4 separate regions of the Mus musculus genome follow, and all the other regions are linked to region 4. The links are chromatin contacts, found by Hi-C or POLR2A ChIA-PET in ENCODE. All regions are on one chromosome and are shown on one strand. The core of a region is the stretch at or near the end of the contact, and the rest is flanking DNA. Distances in the headings are between cores, read along the strand shown.

What was found. A loop is a pair of places that touch in the nucleus more often than their neighbours do. ChIA-PET counts read pairs that join two places held with the same protein, here RNA polymerase II (POLR2A).
Region 1: POLR2A ChIA-PET joins it to region 4 with 25 read pairs in Patski. The contact joins the enhancer-like site here to the promoter of Pld1 in region 4. A Hi-C loop is called at or near these places in 4 of 37 maps with a recorded cell type or tissue (all heart). POLR2A ChIA-PET finds 5 or more read pairs at or near these places in 3 of 5 experiments (Patski and embryonic stem cell).
Region 2: POLR2A ChIA-PET joins it to region 4 with 23 read pairs in Patski. The contact joins the enhancer-like site here to the promoter of Pld1 in region 4. POLR2A ChIA-PET finds 5 or more read pairs at or near these places in 2 of 5 experiments (Patski and embryonic stem cell).
Region 3: a loop to region 4 is called in a map of heart, with 2.5 times the contacts of the local background. The contact joins the enhancer-like site here to the promoter of Pld1 in region 4. A Hi-C loop is called at or near these places in 2 of 37 maps with a recorded cell type or tissue (both heart). POLR2A ChIA-PET finds 5 or more read pairs at or near these places in 2 of 5 experiments (Patski and embryonic stem cell).

The regions. Positions count from the first base shown.
Region 1 is chr3:27,985,124-27,992,210 of GRCm38, reverse strand. The region is part of intron 2 of Pld1 (phospholipase D1); the gene reads right to left. Among named protein-coding and RNA genes, the nearest start is that of Pld1, 50 kb to the right of the region's middle. Within about 2 kb of position 4,235, at least 1 of the 3 ENCODE cell types and tissues checked has a DNase peak (open chromatin) inside an H3K27ac peak, as active enhancers do; it is heart, where a contact is called at or near this core.
Region 2 is chr3:27,881,253-27,888,151 of GRCm38, reverse strand. It overlaps Tmem212 (transmembrane protein 212), which reads left to right. Exons shown (of 4, transcript NM_001164437.1): 2 at 1,645-1,704; 3 at 3,036-3,359. Among named protein-coding and RNA genes, the nearest start is that of Tmem212, 12 kb to the left of the region's middle. Within about 2 kb of position 1,496, at least 1 of the 3 ENCODE cell types and tissues checked has a DNase peak (open chromatin) inside an H3K27ac peak, as active enhancers do.
Region 3 is chr3:27,902,524-27,910,030 of GRCm38, reverse strand. It overlaps LOC115489812 (a small nuclear RNA gene), which reads right to left and starts at 1,247; the gene lies at 1,184-1,247. Within about 2 kb of position 5,095, at least 1 of the 3 ENCODE cell types and tissues checked has a DNase peak (open chromatin) inside an H3K27ac peak, as active enhancers do; it is heart, where a contact is called at or near this core.
Region 4 is chr3:27,937,275-27,945,175 of GRCm38, reverse strand. Pld1 (phospholipase D1) reads right to left here and starts at 6,496. Exons shown (of 27, transcript NM_001164056.1): 1 at 6,426-6,496.

The DNA.
Region 1 (7,087 bases), core at 2,986-5,485, 49 kb before region 4:
AAGATGTTCAGTATGGGCAGACCCAGCCAAGCAGAAGGGAGAACAAGGGATGCCTACAGAAATGAAGTTGAAGGTCTCAGAGAGTGATGAAAATATTTTTAAAGTGGGTTATTGTGATGTCCACGTAACTTTTTGCTGAACACCACGGAACTACAGATCTAAAGGGGTCAGCTTCGTCACATATCAATTATATAATATCAAGATGGATGTCCAGACACAATATCCGGGGTCAGGGAGATAGATGGCTCAGCAGGTTCTAAGGTGCCTGCTGCTAAGTCTTAGAGCCAGAGTTCAGTCCCTAAGAAGCTCCTACAAACTTTGCTCTCTGACCTCTACACACATGTGTGTCACATGTCTCATGACATGTGAATGCCATGTCATGTGGCATTCACATTCACACACACACACACACGAAACATACATATACATACAAATAAATAAAAATAATAATTTACAAACTAGGCATGCTGGTGCACACCTGTGAGACCAGCCCTTGGGAGGGAAGGGGAGGCAAGAAGACCAGGAGTTTAAGGCCAGCCTGGGCTCCATGAAACCCTCTCTCAAGAAAATTAAAACAACAACAATAAAATAACATCCAAGATTCAGGATCAAGTATCCTTTAGTCACCCCCATGTGACTGTACTCTTCCAGAATAAACATGGGAACCAGATGTGTGGTACCAAGAACAAAATGTTCAAACAACTATCATGAGAACCACGGCAAGGCTTGGAGGCCGTTTGGTTTTCCTTGGAAGCAGTGGCCTGCCTTTAATACCATTCAGTAAAAGTTGGGTAATTTACTTAATTTTCCCAACCTAGAACAAATGGAAATGTTGCTTCATGCATTACATTATATGTCACAGGAATGTGCTAAATTGGACAGAGGGGATATAGCAAAAAATAGAAGCAATAGGGAAATTGCAGAAACTCTACAAGCTCCCATGGGGTCTCCAGAACCTGTGGACTTGAGAGCTTACAGCTTCAGTGACATGTTGAGTGTATTAAATGAGAACATGGAAAAAGAAAGCTGTTCATTCCCAGGTTTCTCCCATCTTCATCATCTCATCTTCTCTGAGGATGCCTCAGGATGCTGGCACACTCTTTCTGCACATCATCAAAGCTGTCAGACTAAACAACTGTCACCAAAGCACTGCGTATGTGAAGAACACATCCAAGGGCCTCTCCTATGCTGATGTTTCAATTATTAAGGTGATGTCATCAAGTATACAAAGTCATCTTGCCTTAATTCTCACCTCTTAACCTTGATCAGTGTTGATTTGTATGATTAAAAAAAAACATAATAAAGCCTTGGGCTGGGAAGATGACTGAGTGGATAGTGCTAACTGGGCGAGCATGAAGACCCAAGTCTGGATCCGCAGTACCTGTGTGACAGCCCGGTATGGTGGCACAAACCTTTACCTCTACACACACACACACACACACACACACACACACACACCATCATATGGTGGCATGAACCTTTACCTCGCACCCCCCCCCCAACACACACAGGGCAGAGATACTGGCTCTTAGGGGGCTCATAGTCCAACCTACAGTAGTGAGCGCATGGTTCAGTGAGGCTAGACTCACACTCGGAAAACCTAGGTTGGAGAAGCAATTGAAGAAGACATCCCTATGACAGACACCCTCTGGACCCCACACATGCCACACAGACAGCTGCACTGAATACACACAAATACTACTCCTAATAATAATAATAAATCCCTATTAAAGAAAAAGGTACCCAGGCATGATGGCATATGCCTCTAATCCTAGCGGTTGTGAGGCCAACGAAGGTAGATCTCTGTGAGTTAGAGGCTAGCCAGCTCTACACAGAAGTCTCAGGATAGATGAGGTTACCCAGAGAGATCCTATCGCAGAGAAATAAAAATAAAGAGGAAGGAAGAAAAACTTTAGATTAAAAATTTGAGATTACTGAAATCATACCTATGGCTGAGAATGGGCACTCAGCTGGTAGAGAGCTTGTTTAATCCTTACAAAGCCCTGTGTTCAGACCCAGCACTGTATAATTTACGTGTGGTAGCACAAATCCGAACTTGTAGCATTTAGGACATAGAGGTAAGGGGATCACAAGTTCAAGACCATTGAAGGCTACATATTGAGTTTGAAGCCAATCTGAGATACATGAGACCTGGTTACACACACACACACACACACACACACCACATACATGTGAGCAGAGACGGGTAAGGGCGGGGGCGCGATACACAAGCAAAACTAGTCCCTACTCTACATGAGCTATACTGCTATAAATCAATCAACCTTCTAAATGTTTTTTGCCAACTTCTATGTTTTTGCTAAATTGAGCATAATTTGTTCATGTTCCATTTTTTAAATGAGTATTTACATTTTTAAGTAAACTTCAGGATGCATAGCTTCAGAAAGCCCTGAGGATTGACAGAATAACCCAAGCTTTGTTCATCAACAGGAAGTCATGCTGGGCAGGAATGAAGAGGGCCGAAAGCTAAACAATAACAAGTTCCCTAGCTGAGTGGTTTGATAATTTTAGACTTGGAAAGTCTAGAAAATCCCCCAAACTAGCTTTAAGACAGTGTGCAATTTGCTAAGCTTTCTATCCATCCACACAAACTGGCCACCTCCAGGCTTTCGTAGGGAGTGTTGGGGAGGGTGGTGTGAGGTACGGATGCATGCACACATGTAAGTGCAAGCTTATGGAGACCAGAGGTTGAAGTCAGGGGTCCCCCTCCATCGCTCTCCATTTTATTTTGGATACAGGATCTTTCTCAACTGATTCAGCTATGCTGGCTGGCCAGCAAGCCCAAGGGATCCTCTTGTGTCTACTAGCCCAGTGCTGGGATCACAGGTGAGTATGGTTGTGGCTAGCTTTTTTTATTATTTCTTTCTCCTCTACATGACTGCTAAGATCCTCGTATTCGTGAACAGCTAGTTCACTAACTGAGCCATCTCCCCAGCCCATCACGGGTATTACTGACTAGCCACAGACAACCTCTCTACTTTGGTTGGAAAGCAGAGCACAAGCTCACACATGTCTAGGTGGAGGAAGGACAGGAAGGGCACACCTTCCTGAATGACAGGGGTTAACTAACAGGCACACCTTTGATGGGAATATCAGCACAGATGTCAGCACTAATATGATTTTTTTGTCACTAGTATAATGAACACCAGGGACATTTCCTAAGAAAGCAATCATACCTGTCTTCTCCAGCACTGAACTTCCTCTAAGACACAATCCTGTGGCTGATTTGGCCTTACTGGACTCTCTAGGGTAGTTGCTAGCTGTAAAACACGTATAATTAACACAGCCAAGCTTTTAGGGGTAGCTAAGAGGATGGAATAAAAGACTCAGAAGAGTAGCCATACCAGGAAATCTGTTGAGTGGCAGTTATTACTGCTATGACCAGTACATCACTGCTCCTATTGTGACCACTCCCTGTACCACTCCAGGACACATCAGCTCAAACTTCCTTTGGGTTCTTCAGAACCAGTAAAGGTGTGTGATTTGATAAACTGTGGGAGAATACTCTCTCAGTTTCTGCAATCCTGGGAAGATAGAAGATAGTTCTTATTGTCATTCTGAAAACAGTGAATTCCCAGGATGGATGGGATTATCCTGTCCCTTGCTGTTTGATGTATGAACACAAGACCTATGCATGCCAGTGTCTTGAGTAAGCAAGGCTAAGGTAAAAAAAAAAAAAACCCATGAGGTTAAGGATGGTAAAGGCAGAGAATGCAGAACTTACTAATGTCCCCTAAATAAAGTCTGTCAGGATCCCACACTGTGGCTCAAGAGCCTCCCAGACTTTGTACAGCAAAGACTATGGGGAGGAGAGCGATCTGAGGTATGAATGGAATTCACTGATTAACTGGAGATGTGCGGGCAGACATGCACCTCTAACAGCACAGCTGCTCTTGGCTGTTCATGTCCTCCCCCTCAGTCTTGTGTTCTGGGACGATTTGGTTCTAGATGTGTGCCATGGCCAGGTGTTCCATTTGCCCAAGGGCTGTCCCTAACTTTGTCTCAGATTCACTCTAAGAGAAAAACTGGCATGGCATGCTGCCGGGTCCTCAGATGGGGCATAAACTGCCTGATGGGCATGGGGTATCTCCAGTGCCTTGAATGAAAAGCCAATGTGGGATAAAAAGTTAACCAGCTCAGAGCTCAGTTTGAGATATGGTGGCATAGAGCCAGCCAAGTGCTGCTAGCTGCTTAATGTGAGCCAAAGGAGTCGTAATGCAGGGTGTGCTCGACCAGTCTGTCAGGACAATGAGAACTGCCTGACTGTCGTAAGGTGGAAGTCTAGTTGGCTCACGTAGTCTAGCCCTGGGTTTTAGAAATCAAGCACCCTTCTTCATAGCCTCCATAGGCCTTATGATTAGAGAAAATATATTTCTTGTGTGTATGTGCTCTTGGAAAGCCCCTAGATCTCTGACTTGGAGATGGTTTCCCAGTTATAGCACTCTTTGTCAGTTTGTTTATTTCTATTTCAACCAGAGATATGTTGTCACTGTGTGTCATTGCCAGGTGGAAAAATAAAAATCTCCAGGCACATTCGAACAAGATGATTTGGCCAGGACACATAAACTGTGTGACTTCATACAGATTTTATCCATATTTCACTCAGCACAGATAAGCAATCAGTGAGTAAAATAGCTTTTATATTTTTCTTTAAAACCACCAGCTATCAATGATCCCCTTTAAGATTTAAATTAATATGGGCACACCGGGGAAAAATTCCTGAACAGAACAGCAATGGCTTGTGCTTTAAGATCAAGAATAGACAAATGGGACCTCATAAAATTGCAAAGAATAGACAAATGGGACCTCATTTAAAAAATTCTGTAAGGCAAAAGACACTGTCAATAAAACAAAAAGGCCACCAACAGATTGGGAAAGGATTTTTACCAATCCTAAATCTGATAGGGGACTAATATCCAATATATACAAAGATCTCAAGAAGCTGAACTCCAGAAATTCAAATAACTCCATTACAAAAATGGGGTACAGAGCTAAACAAAGAATGCTTAACTGAGGAATACTGAAGGGCTGAGAAGCACCTGAAAAAATGTTCAACATCCTTAATCATCAGGGAAATGCAAATCAAAACAACCCTGAGATTCCACCTCACACTAGTCAGAATGGCTAAGATCAAAAATTCAGGTGACAGCAGATGCTGGCGAGGATGTGGAGAAAGAGGAACACTCCTCCATTGCTGGTGGGATTGCAAGCTTGTACAACCACTCTGGAAATCAGTCTGGCGGTTCCTCAGAAAATTAGACATAGTACTACCGGAGGATCCAGCAATACCTCTCCTGGGCATAGACCCAGAAAATGTTCCAACTTGTAATAAGGACACATGCTCCACTATGTTCATAGCAGCTTTATTTATAATAGCCAGAAGCTGGAAAGAACCCAGATGTCCCTCAACAGAGGAATGGATACAGAAAATGTGGTACATTTACACAATGGAGTACTACTCAGCTATTAAAAACAACGAATTTATGAAATTCTTCATACAAATGGATATATCTGGAAGATATCATCCTTACTGAGGTAACCCAATCACAAAAGCAGTCACTTGATATGCACCCACTGATAAGTGGATATTAGAAGAAACTTAGAATACCCACGATACAATTTGCAAAACACAAGAAAATCAAGAAGAAGGAAGACCAACGTGTTGATACTTCATTCCTCCTTAGAATAGGGAAATACCTATGGAAGAAATTATAGAGACAAAGTTTGGAGCTAAGACGAAAGGATGGACCATCCAGACACTACTCCACCTGGGGATCCTTCCCATAATCAGCCACCAAACCCAGACACTATTGTACATGCCAGCAAGATTTTGCTGAAAGGACCCTGATATAGCTCTCTCTTGTGAGGCCAGGCCTGTGCCTGGCAAATACAGAAGTGGATGCTCACAGTCATCTATTGGATGGAACACAGGAGCTAGAGAAAGTATCCAAGGAGCTGAAGATGTCTGTAACCCTATAGGTGGAACAACAATACGAACTAACCAGTACCCCCAGAGCTCACATCTCTAGCTGCATATGTAGCTGAAGATGGCCTAGTCGGCCATTATTGGGAAGAAAGGCCTCTTGGTCTTGCAAACTTTATATGCCCCAGTACAGGTGAAGACCAGGGCCAAGAAGTGGGAGTGGGTGGGTAGGGGAGTAGGGCGTGGGGAGGGTATAAGGGACTTTCGGGATAGCATTTGAAATGTAAATGAAGAAAATATCTAATAAAAATTTGAAAAAAAAAAGATTTAAATTAATAGCATTTGGGTGAACATGGTGCCACAGACCTTCACTCCTAGCACTCAGGAGGCAGAGGCAGGAGGACCTGAATTTAAAGTCACCTTGGTCTACATAGTGAATTCCAGGATAGCCAGGACTACACAGAGAGACCCTCTCTTGAGCCTCCCCAAAGCATTTAATAATTAATAATTAGACAACAGCACAGCCGTCTGCAGTGGGAGTGTACACATGGTATACACTTAAAGTACAGTAAAGCTGGATCAATCTTTGTCTCTTTTTGAGAAGGCAAAGCTGCCTGGCAGATTTGAGGTTAAAGGGCATATCTGGGGAGGTGGGGGCAGTAATGTAACTGTACTACCAATCTTAGGGGTGTAAAGTCCATGGTCATAATCTGTAATGGCTTACAGCCTTTACTTTATAGCTTCAGATTCAGCGGAGACAGGAAATAACAAGGTCCTTAAAATTTAGTACCTTAAAGACTATGTGCTTGCACACACGCACACGCGCACACACACACATGCACACAAACACATGAACACACGAATACTTCTGTCTCCATTTTTCCTCCATCTTTAAAAATACTTAAATGAAAAAGATGATAAAACAGACGCTGATGCACTGACTGTCCCATTGGGTCAAAAAGAGAAGAGACTAGCCATTAGTAGACACACAATAGCATATATTAGCATATTTTAAAATATTCGTTTATCCATTTGAACTGATGTACCTTACCTATACAAGGCAAAGAGAAGCCAGTTCCCAAGAAGTACACACTTTGAAACAGTGTCAAACGGAGCCTGTCTTGTAGAGTGGTCTCCTGCCAGATG
Region 2 (6,899 bases), core at 247-2,746, 52 kb after region 4:
CTTCAGACCTCGTGATGAATCCAAGATGAGCTCAGAGATTCTTTTTCCATTATCTACTGCAAAGTTCTGGATACACCATTCCCTCTTTCATTAACCATTTCTTGTTCTGCACTTTGAGTATTTTTCTTTGAATGGGAACTATAGAGAAAATGCCTTCATACAAGAGGATGGCACTGCACCCAGAGCTCTAAATGCCTTGCCATTCTAATGACTGTCTTTATTATTTAGGAAACTGAGGTCGTGTGTCTGCACCCCATTGGTAGTTAAAGGCAGAACAATTAAAAAAAAAAGCAAGCTGCAAAAGATCAGACCATGGCTAGGAATGATTTCTGGGCTTGAGGACAGATCTCCATTCCAGTTTGTCCTGTTTGCAGCTTTATAAATTTGTTGGAAAGATGTAAACATGTCTCAGTGAGCAAAGATGTTTGTAGCTAAGCCTGAGTCTGAATTCAGTCCCCAAGGCCCCACATGGTAAGAAACAGCCAATGCTATCAATTTATCTGACCTACACCACACACACACACACACACACACACACACACACACACACACACACACACACAGAGAGAGAGAGAGAGAGAGAGAGAGAGAGAGAGAGAGAGAGAGAGATTAAAGATACATAAAATTATATAGATAGATGTAGATAGGATATAGATATAATTTTATGTTCATCCCTGATTTTTTATCTGGACTTCAAAATTCATGCTTTGGTGTATGTAAACACGCATACCACACACACACACACACACACACACACACACACACACACACACACTCACACTCACACTTTTCTGTTGCTGTGATAAAAAAAAATATAGCATAACCAAAAGCAACTTAAGAGTTTTTTTCTGCCGGGCAGTGGTGGCGCATGCCCTTGATCCCAGCACTTGGGAGGCAGAGGCAGGCGGGTTTCTGAGTTCGAGGCCAGCCTGGTCTACAGAGTGAGTTCCAGGACAGCCAGGGCTACACAGAGAAACCCTGTCTCGGAAAAACAAAAAACAAAAAAACAAAAAACAAACAAACAAGAGTTTTTTTCTGGCTATGGCTCCAGAAGGTTCAAGTCTATGATGGCAGGAAAGGAGGCAGATGGTTCTTTATATTTCTACCTTCACACAGGAAGCAGCAAGCAGAGGGAGCAAGCAGGAAGTGGGGAAGACTACAACACAGCAGAGCCTATCCTCCACTTTAACATACAACCTCCTCAAGGCTCCAGGTCCTAAAGATTCCATGCTCTTCCCAAGCATCACCACCAACTTGGAACCAAGTGTTCAGATGCTTGAGCCTACACGGCCATTTCTCATTCAAACCAGCACGCAAAGCCTAGGGCGAGATCTATGAAGCCAAGATTTAACTGTCGTGACCTAACAGGAGCGGAGGTGGTGCCAGTGACGGCAAAGTCAACAGAGAGAATGGAAAATAAGTTGGTGTGACTCATGTCCTGATGACTCTAATGGCTGCTTTTCCTCCCTGTCAACACAGCTCCTTTCACAGATGAAGAGGGGACCAGAGCCGTAAATCCATTTCCCCCTTTGCCCTGCCTTCCAGCTTGTGATAAAGCTGTCAAGCTGTGAGACAGATAGAACTCTTAGCAGAGGTCCCTTCGATTGTGGATGTTATTTTTTTTTTCCAATTTTCTTTTCACAGGCTGTCACAGCTGGATCACTTGTGCTGCTGGCTCACAGAGAGTGGACCCAGAGACACTTGGTAAATACAAAATGTCTGCAGGGATGGTTCAGTAGATTTGACACTGTGTGTGTGTGTGTGTGTGTGTGTGTGTGTGTGTGTGTGTGTGTGTGTGTGTGTGTCATGGATCTCAAGCCTGGGTCTCATGGATCTCAGCTTGTCCTTGAACTTAGTATATAGCTGATCACAACCTCAAATTTCTAATTTTCCTTTCTCTACCTCCCAAGTACTAGGATTACAGGTGTATACCACCTTACTCAATTCTGTAAACTATGTTTAAAATGTATAATATTTTTTTCATTGAGTTCTTACTCCAAATAGTTTCTCTAAGTTCATGAATATTGTTTGGTGTCGTGTCCATACTCATGAATTTAATCATGTTGTAGTAATGAAGTATAGGTGCTGCTGCTTTCAATATTCCATGTGCCCATGAATACTTCATGTTCCCACATGTGCGTGAGTGCATGTGTGCATGTGTGCATGTGTGTGTGTGTGTGTGTGCACGCGCTATGGAGTGCATAGGCAAACCCTTTACCCACTGAACTACACCTCCAGTCTCAATGCAGTTCACATCTCAACTCTGAGGTCTCCTTCCCAGCCCTCACAGACTGGGAAAAGATGAAAGGTCCGAGCGATCCTGTTTCTAATAGTGCTGAGCTGGCTTTTTCCAAGCTACAGAAAGAGCACAGCATCTGACCTTAGGCCTGTTTTCCATAGCAAAGGCTGAAGATGGGAGGTCAGCTCCGGCTGCCATGGATTGATTGAGAAGGTCTGGACAAGGTGAAAGGCAACCTTTCTGAGAGACTCCTAACCTTGTACGATGCTAACCAACCAGAGATGATATTCTGAGTAGCAAGTCCTAGAGAAGGGACTGGTTCCACTCATTTTGGTTTTCCTAACCTGAACTGGCACTTTGCATCAGATAGGAAATAAAACGTGACTGAATTGATTTCATTTTAGCTCAGGTTGGCAGATGATGTCCTCCTGCAGCATAGATTGGCAGCAAGGGAAACAGGACCTGAAAGGAAGGCTGAGAGGACAAGGGATAGAGGTCACAGGTAGTATGGGTCTGGCATTCAGGAGGCCCGGAGCTTTACATTTTAAACGGCGGTACTGGGATGGGGGTAGGGTGGGATAATCCAGCGTGGCACTTGGGAGGTAGAAGCAGGAAAGATCAAGAGTTCAAAGCCAACCTTAGCAACATAGAAAACATTGCCTGGACTTCAGGAGACCCTGTCTTGAAAGTAGAAAAAAGAAGTGAAAGCTGTGTGCATGTATCTCTCTGCCACATAGAGGGAATTAATGACCATCACTCTTTCTCCAGGTAACAGTTCGTTTCTGCTTGTTTTCAGTGGGAAGCCGTGTTCACCTTCGTAATTCTGAGCATTCTGGGATGTCCACTTCATTTCACAGTAGCCTTGCAATCTGCCCTCCTTGGTCCATATTGCTTCTACTCTTTCTCAGGGGTTGCGGGGACCAATTACCTTGGTTACGTGGTTACCTTTCCTTTTCCGTACACGAAGTTCCCGTCGGTCTGTGTGGACCCGCTCCACTATGAAGAGTATCACCTGACCCTTCAGGTCCTGGACCTGTGCCTGAGCCTCATCCTATTCTGTGTGTCCCTGGCAGTGTTCATCAAGCTTTCTGCAAGACTGATGCAGACCGGATACATAAATGTAAGTCTCAACAAAGAGAGGCTGGGCTTGCTAGGTCCTGAACAGCCAAGGGAGGGACTGGCTATATGGTGAAGGGAGGGACTGGCTATATGGTGAAGGGAGGGACTGGCTATATGGCGAAGGGAGGGGCTGGCTGTAGGGACTCCCTAAGTGTTCTCCCTTAGTCTCCTCTATGTCCTGCCATGGTAACCAGTGTCAAGAATGTTCCAGGTACTCAGTGATTGATTTTGGATGCATGTGTGGACGTATGTAGAGGGCACAACTGGTTTTGCTGTAGGCACCACTTGCCAGTTTTTCTCTCAGCCTAGAATCTTAAAACTGTGTGTGGGAATATAGCAATGGTACCTATTCCCACCTCTTTGGTATTTTTCTCTCTTTTTATAATTTTTTTAAATTAACTGACAATTTCACACATATTTATAATGTATTAGATCATACTTATGTCACGGTCCCTTCTCTCCCCTCCTTTATTCATCCACTGAACCCCTCTTTCCATAACTAGTTCCCCTTCTACTTTTGTGTGTGGTGTAGTGCGGATGTGTGTGCGAGAGAGTATATGCAGTGTGGATGGGTGATGTGGATGTATAAGTAGATGTGTCTGTGTGTACATGAATGTGTGTGTGGTGTGTGTGTATGAGAGAGTGTATATATGTGTATGTGTGGTATGTGTGTGTGTGTGTGGTATGTATGTATATGTATGTAAGTGTGTGTTTGGACATGTGTATATGCATAACCTCACTTGGCCTGATGGGTTTCATTGAAGTTTTCACTGAATCATGGTTGAAGGGACATTTACTAGCACATGGGCAGTTAACCAGTGGCTACACCACTGAAGAAAACATCTCTCATTACTCCAGCCATCATTAACCACCAAGAGCTCCCCAGGAAGGGGTGGGACCTCCAGATGATGGAGTGCTGGCTGATCCAGTCTTATTCTGGGAACTAGTAACTGTAAAAAAAGATGTGTGCCTCACCCTGTTCTGCATTGGTTATAAGAGTTATTTTTCTCCTGGGAAAATGTATGTTAAACAAAGCTCAAATTTCAAACCTTAAAAAAATAGTTTATTTGTTTCATTTTGAGAAGTCTCTTTTTGTAGCCTAAGCTAAGCTGGAACTCACTATGTAGCCTAGGATGGCCTTGAACTCTTAGCAATCCCAGACTCCCACATGCTGAATTATAGGTGTGCCTCACCATATATTTTTTTCATTTTTAATTTGTGTGTATGGGTGTTTTGCCTACAAGTATGGCTATAGAGTTCATGCAGTGCCCACAGAGACCAAAGAGGGTGTGAGATCCTTGGCACTGGAGTTGCTGATGGTTGTGAGCTGTCACTTGGGTGCAGGGAACAGAATCTGAGTGCCTTGCAAGCGCCAGGCTCTTGACTGCTGAACATCTTGCCAGGCACAAACCAACAATTAAATCGTGCTTTAGCATGTTCCTTTCCAATTTTCCTTGGTGTTAGAATAGTTAATCGTTTGCTTTATTTTACTGTATCAAACTTTATAATATCAGAAGTTTTGTGGAAACTGGATGTGCAAACACCCCTTATGCTTTAAATATTAGTCAAATACAGATGCTTTAATTTGGCATCTACCAATGAGTTCCAAAAGGTGGCTTTGCTGCTATTAAACAATGTATGTCTGTTTGGGCCATGATGGAATAGTCTGTATATTCCAAACCAAGCAAACTTTTTAGCTTTATCGAGAGAGCTAATAATAGTGCTAGCAAGTGGTCCTAGCCAACTTTGGACTGTGTGGAGCTAAGCTTGCATCTTACAGCTTGTATGTTCCTCCTAACCAGTTCATTTAAGGGCTGGGGTGCTGGTACAGTGCTTACCTGGTAAGCACAAAGCTCTGCATTTGATTCCAAGCACCACACAAGACAGATATGGTTGGTACCCATCTGTGACCTCAGCTCTTGGGAGGCAGAAGCAAGAATATCAGGGGTTCAAAGTCATCCTTGACTTTATAGCAAATCTCAAGTCCAGTGTGAGTTACCTAAGACCCAGTCTTGAATAAAGTGGGGGAGGGGGAGGGAGGGGAGAATTTAACTTGTCTCAAATCACACAGCTAAGGGGCAGAACCCAATTCTGCACCCAGAGCACCTTCTGACCACGCCTGCCCTGCCCCTTCCTGTTACTACTGCTGGTCTGCTGGCCCTAGGCCCAGCCCATTGCCACGGGATTGAAGGTGGAAGAGCCCCAGCTCCTAACTCTTCCAGGTGTGGCTGATGTCCATCCTCTGCTTCCTGAAGAGCCTTCTTTAGACAGAGCTTCTGTGATCCAGATTCCCATCTGTGCAGTCAAGTGAACCTAGGTAGTGTTGGACAGCTTCCTTTCTTCCAGTTCAGTTCTATCTACCCCAAGCAGCCAAGCTGGAGCACAGGAAGTTGGCACTCTTGATGCCTTTTGTGGTCAGTCCTGTCCTCTTCAGCTCCTACATGAGTCTGCAAAGGAAATCCTGTACATTCCTAGGAACAGCGCTGATTTTACAGGGAGGCCTGCCAAGCAGAGCGAAGCCAACCCACATTCCCTCCCCTCCCGACACTGCCAGGGCAGCTGGAAATTTAGAGCTTGACACTCCTCCCAGGTAGCAACCAGTCCACATTTTCTAGAGTTCTTTGTTATGAGGAGCCCATGGCTAAGAGAGCCAGTGAGGTGCTGGCCACCATGGGGAATTCATAGACATATGGCCACCCTCTGATGTATGTAACACCTACATTTAGTACAGATGGAGGGCAGGGAAGAAGGAAGGAAAAACTGCATGTGGAGTTTGGTCAGTGAGACTGTTTATTGCAGGAGCCTATCTGAAATCCCGGAGAGACAGAAAAAATGAACAGGAAGCAGAAGTGAGATCCCTGTGGATCCTGACCCCTTTGAGGGGGTCAAAGAACCCTTTTGCAGGGGTCACGTAAGCCCATCAGAAAACACAGAAATATACATTATGATTCCTAACAGCATCAGTGTTACAGTTATGAAGTAGTAATGAAAATAATGTTATGGTTGTAGGTCTCCATAGTTCCTCCATGTGAGGAACTGTATTAAAGGGTCACAGCAGTAGGAAGGTTGCGAGTCACTGGGGTCCAAGGTAGAAGCTCCTCCGGATGCTCCAGCAGAGCTCCTCAGCCCACAGGGCCCACCACTGCAATTTGCTTCTCAGGGGAGAAGACTGCCAGTAGACACACTCAGGCAGGATGTTAAGCCATTTGTTGTTTGTTTTGAGATAGTGTCTCACGTAGCCCAGGCTGGCCTCAAACTCACGGCATAGCTGAGGATGGCGTTAGAGTCCTCTTCTGCCTTTACCTTCAAGGTAAAGGATTGCAGGCAGGCTCTAACATGCATGAATTACAAATAGGCTCTAACTTGCCTGGCTTCTGGGTTCTTATTAAAACAAATTTCTGGACCCCCCACCTGAGCCCTGCAATGTCAGAATCTTGAGGAAGAACATAGACAATGTACATTCATGACACACATCCCGGGAAATTCTCATGACCGACCACGGAAGTCAATGAATTGACATTATAACTTGTTTATTTCCTCC
Region 3 (7,507 bases), core at 3,846-6,345, 34 kb after region 4:
TAGATGGGGGTAACTGGCTCAGTGGCAGAGTCTTTTTCTAGCATGCAGGAGGCTCTGGATTCAGTCCTTAGAATGTAAAACACACAAAATGTCCATGGTTTAGCACTGGCCCCAAATGAATGTAGCTGGATTTTGTAGGGTTTTCTTTCTGTATCAAGGAAGTGAGAAAAACTATATGTGGCCTAAAATGAATGTCTTCTGGGGATTGCAACTGGGCTTAGCATGTGTACAATCTTGCCTCTGCAGCACAGAACACGTTTTTTTTTTTTAATATTTATAAAAATGCATTATTCAGAAGCAGAATAATAAAAAACATGAGATGAGGCAACTGGGTTGGAATTTGGCTTTCATTTCACTGTTAGTAGAGACATTTTATCTTAATTTTGGAATGAAATTGAAAAACAGTTGTCAAACCACGCTGGAACTAATTTTTAATGGAGAAAAACTTAAAAGTACTTCCTGGAATTTTGTAAATAAACCCTGCTGGTGGGTAAAAAGGGACAAAGAGATTAACATGTAACATTTTTTAAAAGCCCATGCACTGGGGCTTTTTATAACTTTAATCAATTTAGCAGAAAGAAAACCCCTAAGTAAATATTTGGTAATATGTGGGTGTATCTATGTGTGTGACTGAGTATTTACACTGGAATTTTTTAGTTTGTGTGTAAGATGTAGATGTCCATAGATGTATTCACAGGTGTGTGTGTGTGTGTGTGTGTGTGTGTGTGTGTGTGTGTGTGTAACACAGAGGTCAGTGTCAGGTGTTTGCTTCTAATGCTATCCATCTAATTTTTGAGACAGGGTCTCTTACCAATTCTGTTAAACTGGCTTGCTAAGGATCAACCTTGGCCTGAAGAGGGGTTCTGAGAGAAGGGGTGCCCGGCAGTGTCAAAACAAACAGCCAGAAGTCAAATCATGGGTCCAAGCTGACAGCCTATGTCCTGCGCCAGATGGCTTCCTAAACAGCTCTTCGTAGATAGTTCTTGGCTCTGTGGTCTACTCAAGATAGCTCTTGCTCGAGACAACTCTCTCTACTAGTAAAAATTCTAGAAGGTCCCTGAATAGCTCATGGGTTTTCTGACCAGAGTCAGAAAAGCTGCTAAAAAAAAAAAAAAAAAAAAAAAAAATCTTGGATTTTCTAGACAAAAATCTAAAAGAGCTGTGTTAGCTCTCTAAATAATTCTTGGGATTTCTGGCCAAGGTCAGAAATCCTGTTAGAAAATATTCTAAAAGACCTCTGTTCACTTTCCAGAGATATCCAGACAGCTCAGCTCTTGCTAGGAAAAAACGTTAAAAAAAAAAAAAAGACTGCTACCACTCACTGCTAGCTCATTTCATGCAGACCAAAAGCCCAGTTGCTTATTCACACATAGATTCAACCATTTATTCCAGGTTCCCTTTTCTACAAATCAGCATTTCATGACCCCTTGACTATTAGAAAGACAGAAAATACATTTTTTGTAACATGGCAAATGAATTCAGAGATCTGTCTGCCTTTGTTAAACACAGATAATAAGATAGATGGGTGGGGCCCCCGTCCTGAGATGACCATTCCGGCCAAGCCTGGACCTTAATTAGCTCTGTCCCAGGCTGACCTTTAACTCAGGAATCTGCCTGCCTTTATATCTGTCTGCCTTTTTTTTTTTTTCTTTCAGATAAGCTGGCTTATAGTCCAGGTGCCTCTGATTTTTTAAGTCTGTGAAGCACCTATACAATTCATATTCCATCCATATATTTGCATAATTGATAAAGTATATAGCTTTAAACTCATGTTTTTAGAGTTCTTTCCCACAGCCCTAAAGGCTTACCATTTTGCTGAGACATAGACACACCCTCAACTCCTGGATTCATGCTGTCTCTGGTTATCAAGGTTATCTCTAATCTTGGCAGAGAGGATATTCCTAGAATGAGGATCATGTAAATATATATATATTATTATACAAAAAAGCCTTACACCCATAGCAACCATCAAGATTCATGGAGGCTCATCCCCAGCTGGTTCTGTTCCAGAGGTGGGAACCATGTTTAGCAGTCCCTATCATGGCCATGCAGGATTAGGCACTGGCTCACCAGAGACCACCAGAGATCATCCCGTCTCTGCCTTTCCAGTATTGGGTTATAAATACAAGCCTCTGTACCTGGGTGCTAGGGTTCCCATGGTTTGCTATCTCGCATCCCTGTTTTCATGGGTTTTCCTGTTTCTTGCCCCTATGAGCATGTCCCCAGTCTTAGCTATGCAGAAGTTGCATCATCCAGAAGAGTCAGCCTACTCATTTTGCTTTCTTTTCTTTCTCTCATTAATGTGCCATTTATCTCCAAAATGAATTCTTTCAAAACTTCTTTCTCCATTGTTACAAGAAATGGATAATTTGCTTGATGCATAAATATCTCTTCCTGGAGTCTAGAGAGAACAGGGGTCAGGATTGTGACCTCTGGCCACTCTTGCCTACCTTTGATATTTGCATAGTGAAAGACAAGTCTATCACTTCACAGTATCTGCATCACTCCTCTGTGTACATGTGTGCCTGGGCTGAGGGGAGCAGGGACAGGAAGACCTTGACCAAGAGGGCATGGAGACAAAGCACACTCCTAGTCACTTTCCGAACGTCCTGAGTGAGTATCACAAAGTACCACAGCACTCAGTACTGTTTTATCATCAAGAGATAGAAATGAATAGAATGTTCAGGGAAAAAAGGAGGGGGGGGGGACTCTGTGGCTGTGTTTGTGGCAGCAAGAGAACTGGGAAGAACATTTGGTAAAAGAGTCAGCTTTTAGCCAAGTATTTATTTCCATCAGCCCTTAAGCCAGCACTATAAACATGAGAAGAAACCCTCTCTTTAGGACAGGACTGGAGGGTTTGGGCTGTGATCCTAGCAGCTAACTCTCCAGTTTCCTTCCACTGTCCTCAAAGCTCTGTAATAGCATCAAGATTTCTCCCTCTCTCCCTCCCTCCCTCCCTCTGTCCCTGTGCCCCACCCCACATCTCTGAGACATTATCTCATCCCTATCCCATGCTGGCCTGTGAACATGCCTCCCTGTGTGCTTGAAGATGATGTTCAACTTCTGACAGCCCTGCCCCCACTTGCTGACAGAACAGGTGCGAACCACCAGGCTAGTTTTCTGCAGTGGTGAGGAGTCAGCCAATCAGGAGATTCCTGCGTGCTAGGCACTCAGTCTATTGGTTGAGCGACATTCCAGGTCTCTTCATACCACCTCACGTGTGTGTGTGTGTGTGTGTGTGTGTGTGTGTGTGTGTGTGTGTACACGTGTGTGGAGGCCAGAGCTTGACATTAGGAGTCTTCCTCAGTCACTCTCTAGCTTTTGAAACTGAATCACTGGACCTGGAGCTCACCGATTTAGTTACGCTGGCTGGCCAGCTAGCCCCAAGGGTCCTCCTGCCTATGCCGCCCCAGTGCTTCTACTGCTGGAGAGTAAAGGAAAGACACACTGGCCTTTTTAAAACATGGTAGATCCTCCGCTTACATGGCAAGCATTTTACCACCTGCACCATCTCCTTAGCCACCAGCCCCCCCACACACACATACACATACACATGTTTTCTATCAGCAAGGAAGCTAGGGATAGGGGTGTACTACAACAGAAGTCTGTGTGGTTAGCATGCATAAGGCCCTGCCTAAGGCTTCAATATCCAATACCACTAACAAAACAATACAATGAAAGAAAAGCCAAACTCTAGGAGTGCTATGAGCATGTTGCCTACTTAACATTATCAGAAAAACAATAACTGATAAATAATGAAAATAGGAAGTAATAACATGGAGAGCAGCTATAAGCTGCATGTGGTTTTGTTCCGTATATCCAGGAAGGTTTTCACTTATCAAGTAGTTACACACAAGCAACTTGTAGGCCTCGAGCCTCCGCGCTGTGCCAAGCCAGCCTGAATTTATCCAAGCTCACAGAACCAGGTAACCAGGCTGAGGACTCACTTACACGGAAGAGTTGAATCCATTTGTCTGCCTCCTTCTTTGAGACACTGTAGCCCAGGATTCATGGCAACTCTCCCACCTCGGCCACCACAACTCTGGGTCGTTAAAGCTTAAAGGTAAATTGAAAATCTGCTTTTGTCCTAGACTTTCTATGACACTTACTATTGTCAACTTGGGAGCGTCTGGAGTTCCTAGCAGACAATTATCTGAGGAAAACCGGGAGTTTCTATACTGAATTAAGTTAACATCCTAAATGTGGGTGATGCCACTGCGTAGGGTTAGGGGTCCCACGATTTAATTAAGAGGTGACAGTCGGCTAAAGAGCAGCATCCGTCACCCCACATCCTGGCTGTAAATACAGTGTGACAAGACACCCCCCCCCCCCCCCCGTCACCACATGTCCCCTGCTGTGATGTTCTGTATCCCCTTAAACCGGCAGGCAAGATACACCCTTCTTTGCTAATGATAGTTCTTGTCAAGTTTCAGGGCACAGCAATGGGGAAGGCAGCTGATACACTGTCTCAGGATGGTGGCTCTCCGTCACTAGATGGGGTGAAAGCATCTTTGCCTTTTGTCAGTAGAGGAAAGGTTGTAGGGTGTCTTCCTCCCTCCCTCCAGTGTGTGTGGGAGCACAAACCCACAACCAGGACAGTGTTATTTCTATTTCATATTTTGTTTTTCTATAAACAAACTTTATCTGTGGCCTTGTGGCAGTCAGTCAGTTCCAGGAAATGCACAGCTGACAATGTCATTCCCCTTGAACTGCACATAATATAAAAACAGACTTTAAGTAAATATTTGAATTAGGACAATTACAAAAATTTAACTTTGGGCCAGCCTTTCCGAGCACGTATCGATCACTCCTTCCCAGGGCTGCTGTTTCAATGGGCACGGTGAGTCACACCTGCTCCATTCAGAGGAAGCAGAACGTGACAATGGCTGTGCTGGCAGAGGATGGTTGAGAGCGACTATAACTGGGAGGTTAGGTTCCTGCCACCTGTCTATAAATAGCAGCAGAGCGGCACCCCGTGCTAAACAAGGAGAGAGCAGAGAGGTGCTAACAGCTGACCCTGGAAGGCCAGAACTGGCGGCCATTGGATGCTTTTTCTTGGGAGTTTAACAATGGATTCAGTCCATGAAATGACAGGCTAAGCATGGCTAGTTCTTAATGTCCGCCTGAGACTCTCCAGTTGGCTTACCCCTTCGTGCTTTCCACTGTTAGTAACACACCCGTTTCCGTGAGCTCTCTTGTTAGATAAGGTGGCCTTGCTTGGCCCCAGCTTTGTCAGTTTGTTTTGTATAGACAGTGAGAAAAAAATGTGAATGCTTTGTCATATGGAAGTTACTCAAATGCTCTTTTGTTGTGGTTTTTCTTTTCTGTTGTGGAAACAAACAAACAGCAAGGATGGAAATCTGGGTGGGTTGAAAAGTAAACATTACTAGCCTTTCTATACAGTGCTAATACCATAGATATGCCACCAAAGCATGATGCTTGTAATGAGACCTAGCTCCTAATAACCTAAATGCTATGTTCATATTACCAATTTCTTCATCTCAGAAAATATTATGACAATTATGATATCATCTGTATGGAGATACAGTAGGACAAAGAGTTTGCACAGTTCAATTCCCTTGCTTGTCTTCTCTTCTCTCTCTTCCTTTCTCTGTCTTCCTTTCTTGTCTTTCCTCCCTCCCTCCCTCCCTCCCTCCCTCCCTCCCTCCCTTCTTCCTTCCTTCCTCTTTCTTTCTTTCTTTCTTTCTTTCTTTCTTTCTTTCTCTTTCTTTCTTTCTTTCTTTCTTTCTTTCTTTCTTTCTTTCTTTCTTTCTTTTTTCCTTCCCCCCTCCCTCCCTCCCTCCCTCCCTTCCTTCCTTCCTTCCTTCCTTCCTTCCTTCCTTCCTTCCTTCTTTCCTGTCAGGATCGTAGGCACCGGAGGCTGGCTTTGAACTCTCTATGTGGCTGAAGATGACTGATCTAATTCTCCTGCCTATATGACATACATACCACCACATGAGGTTTGTTCAGTGCAGGGGATGGAACTCAAGGCTTCACACATGCTAGGCAAACAACTGACTCTGTCCCCCACCCTGTTTGATTACCATGAGCAGGGGCTAGATTTCAGATCAGCATCACTAGTAGATTAAAGAACTGCCCATCAGAGCTCTTACTCAGAGGTGACAGTCCTCGCTGGACTCTTGAGAGGCTAGTCTGTGACTTGTGCCTTCTTCTGTTCACCACCAAGTTATGTGATTTTATGCTGGTGCCCATACAGCAGGGTTAAGGCAATCCCAGCATGCTTACTTCAATGTGCCTTTCCCCTATGCCTGTATCTGATGCACAAATGATGTATTCCCAGTGCAGTTTCCCAACTGGTTTAGCTCTCCCTGAAGACAACGCTTGTGCCTCCATGTGGGTTTTCAGAGAGGAGAAGCTGGAGGGGTTCAAGGGAGCAGGAATCATGTGTCTCTCAGGGAAGAACTGCAGAACTGGCTTCTATAGCAGATAGCTTACATGCACTAGCAACTGTGAGAGACACAGCCTCGTTCATTTAATGATTCTCTTTCAGCCCACCAGTCTACCCTCATCATGTACTCCAGGCTGGATAGTGTTCTTGTTTCTGGTATGCAGTAACTAAAACAAAGGCTTTGCATTCACAGAGCTCCACTCTAGTGGGGAAGACACAATTAGCACGTAAGCCAAGAGCTATGAGAATAAAATCAGTACGATAAAGTCATGCCATCATTTGAAGTAAACTCCACAGACTCATGTAATCTAAATACTTGGTCTCCAGCTGGTGGATTAGTTGTGGAACCTTTAGAAAATGGAGCCTCACTAAAGGAAGGGAGTCAATGGGACAGGTCTTGAGATTTTATAGCCTTGTCCTCATCTCTGTCCCCTCTCTGTTGACCTTTTGCTTCCTGACTGCTACTGCAGTGGGACCAGCTACCTCCACTATAGTCACCATAGTAGGCCATGTCACCTTCAGGGGTGAGCCCAGACAGGTTGGCCCTCCCCCAAGTTTTCTTCCTGTCAGAAATTTGTTCACAAAAAAAGTAATAGAGCCCCAAGAATAGTGGGGGTGGAGATGGAACACTGAGTGAGACCATCACTGTGAGGGAGCTTTGAGCAGAGAAACTGGTGGCTGAAGGCATGAGACGAATTATTTTAACACCTACCTGCACCTCACCTGGCTTCCCTTATAACACCTGAGCCTCACCTGGCTTCCTTTATAACACCTGTGCCTCACCTGGCTTCCTTTGTAACACCTGTGCCTCATCTGGCTTCCTTTATAACACTCTACCTTGCCTGGCTTTCCCACCTGGAAAGTACAGAAAAAGGACTTTGTTTCCACACTGATCACAAATTTCTAGAGGTCCAAAAGACTTTTATACAATCCTGTTTGAGGCTCAGAGAACACTGAAGAAGAGGAGTCAGATAAAAAGGGGAAAGGTGGAAGACAGGGAGAAGGGCTACAAAATGGCAACCGAGGAGACAGAGCCATGGCAATATGAACTGGCAGCAGCTGCCTGCGTTGGGTGAGTACAAGAGTGGACCATTCAGC
Region 4 (7,901 bases), core at 5,247-7,746:
CTGTATATACTTAGGGAGCCATCTGTGGCCACCAGGGCCATGCCTTCTTCCAGAATTTAGACAGCAAGAAAATTTGATGCAGATGCAGGGATTGCAACACCCCCTGCTGTTCACAACTCCACCTGGACAATGATGGCATAAACCAGAGGTTCCTGAAGACAGTTCCACTGTAGCTTATGGCCTTTCACTCTCTTCTCTTCTCTTCTCTTCTCTTCTCTTCTCTTCTCTTCTCTTCTCTTCTCTTCTCTTCTCTTCTCTTCTCTTCTCTTCTCTCCTCTCCTCTCCTCTCCTCTCCTCTCCTCTCCTCTCCTCTCCTCTCCTCTCCTCTCCTCTCCTCTCCTCCCCTCCCCTCCCCTCCCCTCCCCTCCCTTCTTCCTCTTCTTTCTTTTCTTTCTCTCTTTCTTTCTCTCTTTCTTTCTTTCTTTCTTTCTTTCTTTCTTTCTTTCTTTCTTTCTTTCTTTCTTTCGTGACTAGCATACTGGATAGGTTTCCGTTGTTGTATTTGACACAAACTGAGTCATCTGGAAAGAGGATGTGATGGATTATACAACAGATTATGCTTGGCCCAGTGAGTGCCACTATTAAAAGGTGGGGTCTTGTTGGAATAGGTGTGTCACTGTGGGCATGGGCTTAAGACTCTCACCCTAGCTACCTGGAAGTCAATATTCTGCTAGCAGCCTTCAGATAAAGATGTAGAACTCTCAGCTTGCTACACTTGTTTAAAATGCTCTTCACAAGACTTAACCAGAGAACAGAGTCTATGATGGGTGTTTCTGAGACTTCCTTTGTCAATGCGATTAATCTGAGTCTCTTCACCTTAGTCTCAGGCAGACTCCTCAGACAAGGGCAAAAGGCAGCCATGTTCTTCACCAAAATACCACAAAAACAGCCTCTAGACCACATACTGAAGTTCTTCTCCACTGAAACCTCTTGGTCCAGATCTGCACAGTTCAAATCATTCATAGCAACAAAGGTTTCCTTATTCCTACTAGGATAGCCCATTAAGCCCAACTTAAAGTATTCCACTGCTTTCTAAAGCCCCAAAATCCACATTACTCCAAACAAAAGCATTGTCAAGCCTACCACAGCAATACACCAGTCCCTGGTACTAACTTCTGTCTTAGTTAGGGCTTAACTGCTATGAACAGACACCATGACCAAGGCAAGTCTTATAAGGACAATATTTAATTTGGGCTGGCTTACAGGTTCAGAAGTTCAGGCCAGTATCATCAAGGCAGGAGCATGGCAGTGTCCAGGCAAGCATGGTGCAAGCTAATTAAAATTAAGCTTAATTAAGATTAATTAAGGTTAAGGTTCATCGGATGAACCTGTGAGGCATTTTCTTAATTAATGGTAGATGTGAGAGGACGCAGCCCACTGTGGGCAATACTGTCCTGGGGCAGGTGGTCCTGGGTACTACAAGAGAGCAGACAGAGCAAGCCAGTAAGCAGCACTATCTGTGGCCTCTCTTGTCTTCATTTCCTGCCCTGACTTCCCTCAGTGATGGACTCACTAAGAAGTATAAGTAGAAATAAACCCTTTCCTGCTATTACAGAACTAGGAAGCAAACTAGGATAATTAGCAACAGTTAAGACATTAAGATCACATGACAAAAGCCAACACCTTTGATTTTCCCAAGCTTGTCCTGTCCTAGGAGTCTCCAGACTTTTTACGGAGCCCTGCCAAAGGTTCTATTCCACTGCCTCCACCTATGCACCTTTAGCTCCTAGGCTGCTCTTCGGGCTCCCTCTCCAAAAGTGCTGTCTGTAAAAGTCTACTTTGAAAAGAACCACTTTGAATATAAACATTTTCTGTTTTTAATATACAGTTTGTAAGTTTTTTGCCTCAGAACTAACTCTCGTTCACCTCTAAAGAACTAACGCAGGCTATTTTTGTTCCCTGCTGCTCTTGGCTGAGTTTCCTCTGTGCGTCAGAGGCTTTCAAAAGGTTTCCAAGTCTAGATCCCAAACGCTCAAAAATGATTAAGTACAAAATAAGATGTTCTCCTCATCCAAAGGCCAGCCTTGGGTCGTAAAATAAGATGCTCCCTTCAACAAGAAAAGAGTTCAGTGTCGCCACTTGGTAAAGGAGATTGGAAATCCAGGGCAAGACCACAAAGACCCGAGTCAGTGTAAGAGTCCACTCTGGCCCCCTCATAGGACCAGGGCTGTTATCAAGAAACTTGGCTCTAATATAGTCATAGCAGTTATTAAAATATTGGAGTGCGGCATGGGTGTAGCTCAATTGGCAGAAGGCCTTCTTAGCATGCTTGAAGCCCATAGTTCAGTTCTCAACATGGTATATAACTCTGATGGTGTGGTGACAAAGGCTTGTGATCCCCAGCACTTGGGAGTTGGTGACAAGAGGACCAAAAGTCATCCTTAACTATATTGCTATGTAGATAGCAAGTTCAAGGCCAGCCTAGCCTACATGAGACTCAGTCTCCAAAAATAATTGTGTGTATATGTGTGTGTTAGAGAGAGAGAGAGAGAGAGAGAGAGAGAGAGAGAGGAAGGAAGGAGAGAGAGAAAGGAAGGAAGGAGAGAGAGAGAGGAAGAAAGAAAGAAAGAAAGAAAGAAAGAAAGAAAGAAAGAGAGAGAGAGAGAGAGAGAGAGAGAGAGAGAAAGAAAGAAAGAAAGAAAGAAAGATGATAGGTTAATAGATACATAGATTATAGAGAGATGATAGATACATAGATAGACAGACAGACAGACAGATAGATTACATTAGAAAATTACTCTTCATAGCCAAGAGTTAGAAAATCCTGGCTCAGCCATAGACACAATCTCCCACTAGCAACATGACCACAATCCACTTTGCCTCCCTCTTCAAAAAAATGAAGGAGTTGAACTAACTGTGTAAGTTTCATGATGCTTGCAATTTTGACACATCATTTATGCCTTAGAACAAGGACAAAATAAGAACAAAGATGTAGAAAGGTGGCTGGTTAGGGAGGTAGATTCCAAGACTATTTTCTTAGAGAGGCAGAAATACAAAAGCTGTAGGGTTCAGGTTGCATGGGCTGGAGGCCCAGCTCTGCCTCATGCTGTGACCTCCCATGCCTCTCACAGCCTCATATACATAAAGGAGGTTTTTCACATCTGTAGAATGCTCTGAATGGTATCCAAAGCCAAGTGGACACCAAGTAAGTGCTGATTAAATAAACAGTTTATCATCTTATTTTGTCATTATAATGCTTATTCAATAAATCTAAAACCTGATAAAATTTCGCAATAGAAAAGAAGATTGTGGTTCTATGGAACAGTTACATAACATATGCTGCTGTTAAATAACCCGCCGCTAGAACATCTGGGATCCAGATTTGATACTGCACTGTGAGTTCAGGGAAAACACAGCATCAGAACACATTCCCACTGAACCATATGATGCAATCTGTACAGTTGCCTTTCTAATCAGAAAAGTCCCAGGCTTACAGGAAGCTGAGGCTATGCTTCTCATCTGAACCCTGAAACATCTTTTAACCACACCCTAGCAAATACATTCTATTTGTGCTTTTGGGACTTAAAGGATTGTAAGCATAAAACCCAGCCTCCCATATGCCAGCCTTTCTCCTGTATACAATGACTCAATCTAACTACAGGTTTAAAGACCCATATCTCATGTGTTCGGTCCATTGATCTTTAGCATATGGCTGGGGAGGAGAAGAAATTGCTAAACCCAGAAACTTGTTTGATCAGAAAGGTCATTGGGTACTGGAAACATGTCTTTAGCTGGGCTCACTCATGGTGTTGCCTGGTACTATTGTACGGCTAAAGGGGACAACATTGAGATTGTTTGTGTTTGTTTGTTTGTTTGTTTGTTACATATCCAGAGGGGGGAACACTAAGAATAAACCCCTTCTCTGTTTGTACCTCTAGACAGCTAAACTCGCAAAGTGTTTCCACTACAACTCCCAATCAGCTTACCAACTGACCCTCACATAAGCTTCCTCAACCCATGGAGGTAAAACTTACCAGGCGCCCCCTATCTGGCTATGCCTTCTATGTGTGCTCTTTAAAAGTGCATTTCTTGCTGACAATGTAGCTCAGTTAGTCACGTGCACCCCTAACATGTACAACACAACACCAGGTATGCTGGTGTGTGCATGGGGTCCCAACACTTAGGTCAGGGTGGGGGCAGGATGTTCAAAAGCATAAGTCACCTTCTGCAACCCAGCGAGTTAAAGAGAGGCTCGCCTGAGCTATATAGAAAAAAAAGTGTCTTTCTTGAGCTGGGGATGATAATGCAGCCCTACACTTCCAGCATTTGGGAGGTAGAAGCAAAGGCAGAAAGATGGATAATTCATAGGAATCGCCACCAGCAGAGTGAGTTCCATCCAGGGTCATACAAGAGACTATATAAAATTTCTTTAAAGCTCTGTGAAAAGAATCCAACCTTACTCAGTGAGAAAACTGAAGCTTGCAATGCAGTCTTTATTAATAAGTGTTACTAAACCTTGTAAGGAAGTCGAGAAGTCCTTTGGGAATGGACTGGGGGGAGATGGTAGCACACTGGCAGAGCTGTGCGATCAAACATCTATTTTTAAATTGTAAAGATGGCAAAGTTACGTGTCTATTTTGATAAAATAAAAATAAAACTTAAAATTAAAAAAAAATGAAAAAGGGTAGAAATGGGACTGAAGCGATGGCCCAGCCATTAGGAGCACATCCTGCCTTTCCTTAGCATCTGAGTCCTGTTCACAGCGCCCAGTTTGAGCAACAGCCTCTTCTGGCCTTCTTAGGCACCATATGCACATAACCCACACCCAGGCCAGCATATTCACATCATTAAAAATAAAATAAATCCTTAAAACATGTTGAAATTAGAGGTAGGTGAATTGTCAGTGTAATGCTTTTCTCATACAGAGTTGCATAAGAGCATTCATACTACATACTAAGACCATACACAAATGCATTCTCGGTAAAGGTCTGATGAGCAGGCTGTCCATTAACTAGGCAGTACTCATCTAGTTATCAGTAAATCAATCAACCTAAATGAGCCTGTAGAGAACTTAACACCAGTGTGTGTAAAACGCTGATGCCAGAAACAACACAGCAAGGACACCATCTCCTCAAAACCTTCTCCACTCGCACTATTTATTTGAAAAGCTAATTGTACTGGCTCATAAAAATTCAGATACCCGCTTACATAACCATTTAAAAGGTCCCCACACACCATTTAAAGGCTGCTTACAAATTCAAGCTAAACAGTTGAGTACAAACTCACTCGTGGGCCACAAAGCACGTACTATGGAAAGAGATTCTTGCATAAGTAGGCATAACAGACTAGTTCAAACTAGGCTCTCTGCACCCGTCAGGCTTCCTTGACAGCACCTCTGACAGGTCAGGACTTCTGAATATCTCTCTGAATTTCCTGGGTAGCTAGTCTCCAGAGGCCCTGGGAAGGTCATAAGGAGTTGGCTAAGCTGAAATTGGTGGGCCTGGCTGTCTAAGAGCGCTCTTCGTCCTGTGGAAAGATCTAGAAATGGTCGAATGCAGAAGCTCCTGTGGTCCTTAAGATTATGTTTTGAGCTTCATGAAAGAAGGCCGCTGGCAGTGATCTGAGATTGGGAGGCGGGGGTGAGGAAGGCAAACGTAGGCGTGGCAGGTAGCCCTAGGGTATGGGGGAAAGGGCTGGCCAAATTCTAAGTCTTGACCTGTACTTAAGAGATGGAAGCAGGAGGGCCAGGAATGTCATCCTTGGCTACATAGCCTTTGAGTGCAGCCTGAGCTACAGAAGACTGTTTCAAACAAACCGTCCCATGGCTTAGAGACCTCCTAAGGTCCCTCCCTGACCCGGAACAGTCAGTCCCAAACATCTTGGGTCGGAGCTAAAATAGCAACTGCCTAACACAGGCCTTTCTTTTAATTGCTACCCCTGTCCCTCCTCCACTTCAGCACAGCACATCTTTGGCCCCGAGGCAGCAGCTGTGTGGCTCGGCGCCCGGCACTGTGCTTCAGCTGGACTCTAAGCCACTGGAATGCAGCACTTCCTGGTTGGTCCGGGATGTTGGTGCTGTCGCCATCCCGGTCAGCCCACAGTGCTAAGGAGCTCAGGGAGCGCGGGACGATCTAGCGGGAGCGAACAAATCTACTGAGCCCGGGACCCGAGGAGGTGGGGTGGGGTGCATCCTACAGAGGACGCCCCGGATCTGCAGGGACTTGAGAGTGGAGTGGGGCTAGGACATCAGCAGCTGACCCGGCTCTGCTCTCAGGGTAGCGGTCCTCGCCTGCGGTCAGTGTGCGCGCGGCTCTTGCCAGCGCAGACACTACAGGAATTAAGACTATGGGAGGGACTCCAGGGTTCCCAAGGGAACTTCAGGGACAGGGCTGGTGAGAGGGGCAAGAGAGGCGGGATGAAGCACGAGGACCGCGAACGTCCTGCGGGCTCAGAAGTCCCGCAAGCCTGGCCCCGGCAGCTCCTACCTGCGGGCCTGGGGCGCGGGCACACACTCTGCGGCGGCGGCGACTTCGGGGGTCCCCGCGCAGCTGGCGCAGCTGGGGCCGCGGAAGAAGGGCGGGCGCTGGGACTCGCCGCCCGGAACTCGGCCGGTCTGCAGGGTGGGGCGGGGCGGCGCCGGCCAGCCTCGGTGACAGCCTCTGCCGCCGGCCTTCCTCCATGCCTCGGTTCTAACACTTTCTTCTGTCCAAGTGTCCTAACTCAGCCACAGTTATCCGCGGGGCGCAGGGGCGCACGCAGGCGTTGTTCTTACCAAGTTCACTTCCCTGGTCTCTGAGCCCAATCCTTGTCCAAGACTGGCCCGCAAGTTACAAGCCAACAGCGAGCCAACTGGTGAAATATTCCTGCCCTGAAGTGACTTGCTTAATTAGGGGCTTTGTAGAGGTCAACTGTGGCCTTCCTGCAAATCCCACGGGTAGGTCTTGGTAGGTGTTATTGCCTGTTTATAAGGAAACTGAGGCTGGCAAGTAAAGAACCAGCCTGACCCTAAGCTTGCTGGAGCCAGCAATCTCTTCAGTCCCCAAAACTGCCCGTGCTTGTCCCCCCAGACCCCCCTTCTCTCTCTCTCTCTCTCTCTCTCTCTCTCTCTCTCTCTCTCTCTCTCTCTGTGTGTGTGTGTGTGTGTGTGTGTGTGTGTGTGTGTTGTGGCGAGTGTTCGGTTGGTTAGTTTGAAGTTAGGTCTCTGCTGTATACCTGGTTGGCCATGAAGAACAGGTAGAACTCAAACTACATGATCCTCCTGTCTCAGTCACACATCGCCCTCACACTTCTCACTCCCACTTGCCATCAGTACTGGGTCTAATTCAGAAATGTTAGAGAGAAAAGTAAAAATAAAATGGGAGGAGAACGAGAAAGTCCCATTACCCCGATGGAACTGTCCGCACAGTAACTTTGCCGTTTTAATACACTTAAGAGAGTCGTCATCAAGGGAAATCCAGTGGCTGGGTGGTGTGAATAGCAATCCTTTGGGAATATAATTTTGAACACAAGTCAGTTCCAAAACTGGTTGCACAACACTGCTTCCAGCCAAAACCCAAAGATGCAACAGTTAGTTTCCTGTACATCAAATTGCTGATGCTGTTGGTCTTTTGAAATTGTTTATTGAGTATTATACAGTGAGACAGACCCAGTTACATAATGTCTTACCATGCCCATGGCACTGCATGAAATGAAAAATATAATATTTCTGTCCAGACAGAGGAGGAGTGAAATTATAGCGCGGGGCTCAGTTTTCAAGTAACCTGGAGCTGCCCAGCCCTCCCTGACTGCATTCTTCTCTTTTGAGCACATCTTTCCTAATGATTGCAGAGTCGGGCAGCCGTCACTCTTTCCTTGTTGACAGAAATAATTGATGCCTTTTGAATCCTATGATTCTGACAGATTTTTGCAATTATATGCACAGCCTTCTGAGCAAACAGGGTCTTGCCTAAGAGGGGTTTGGC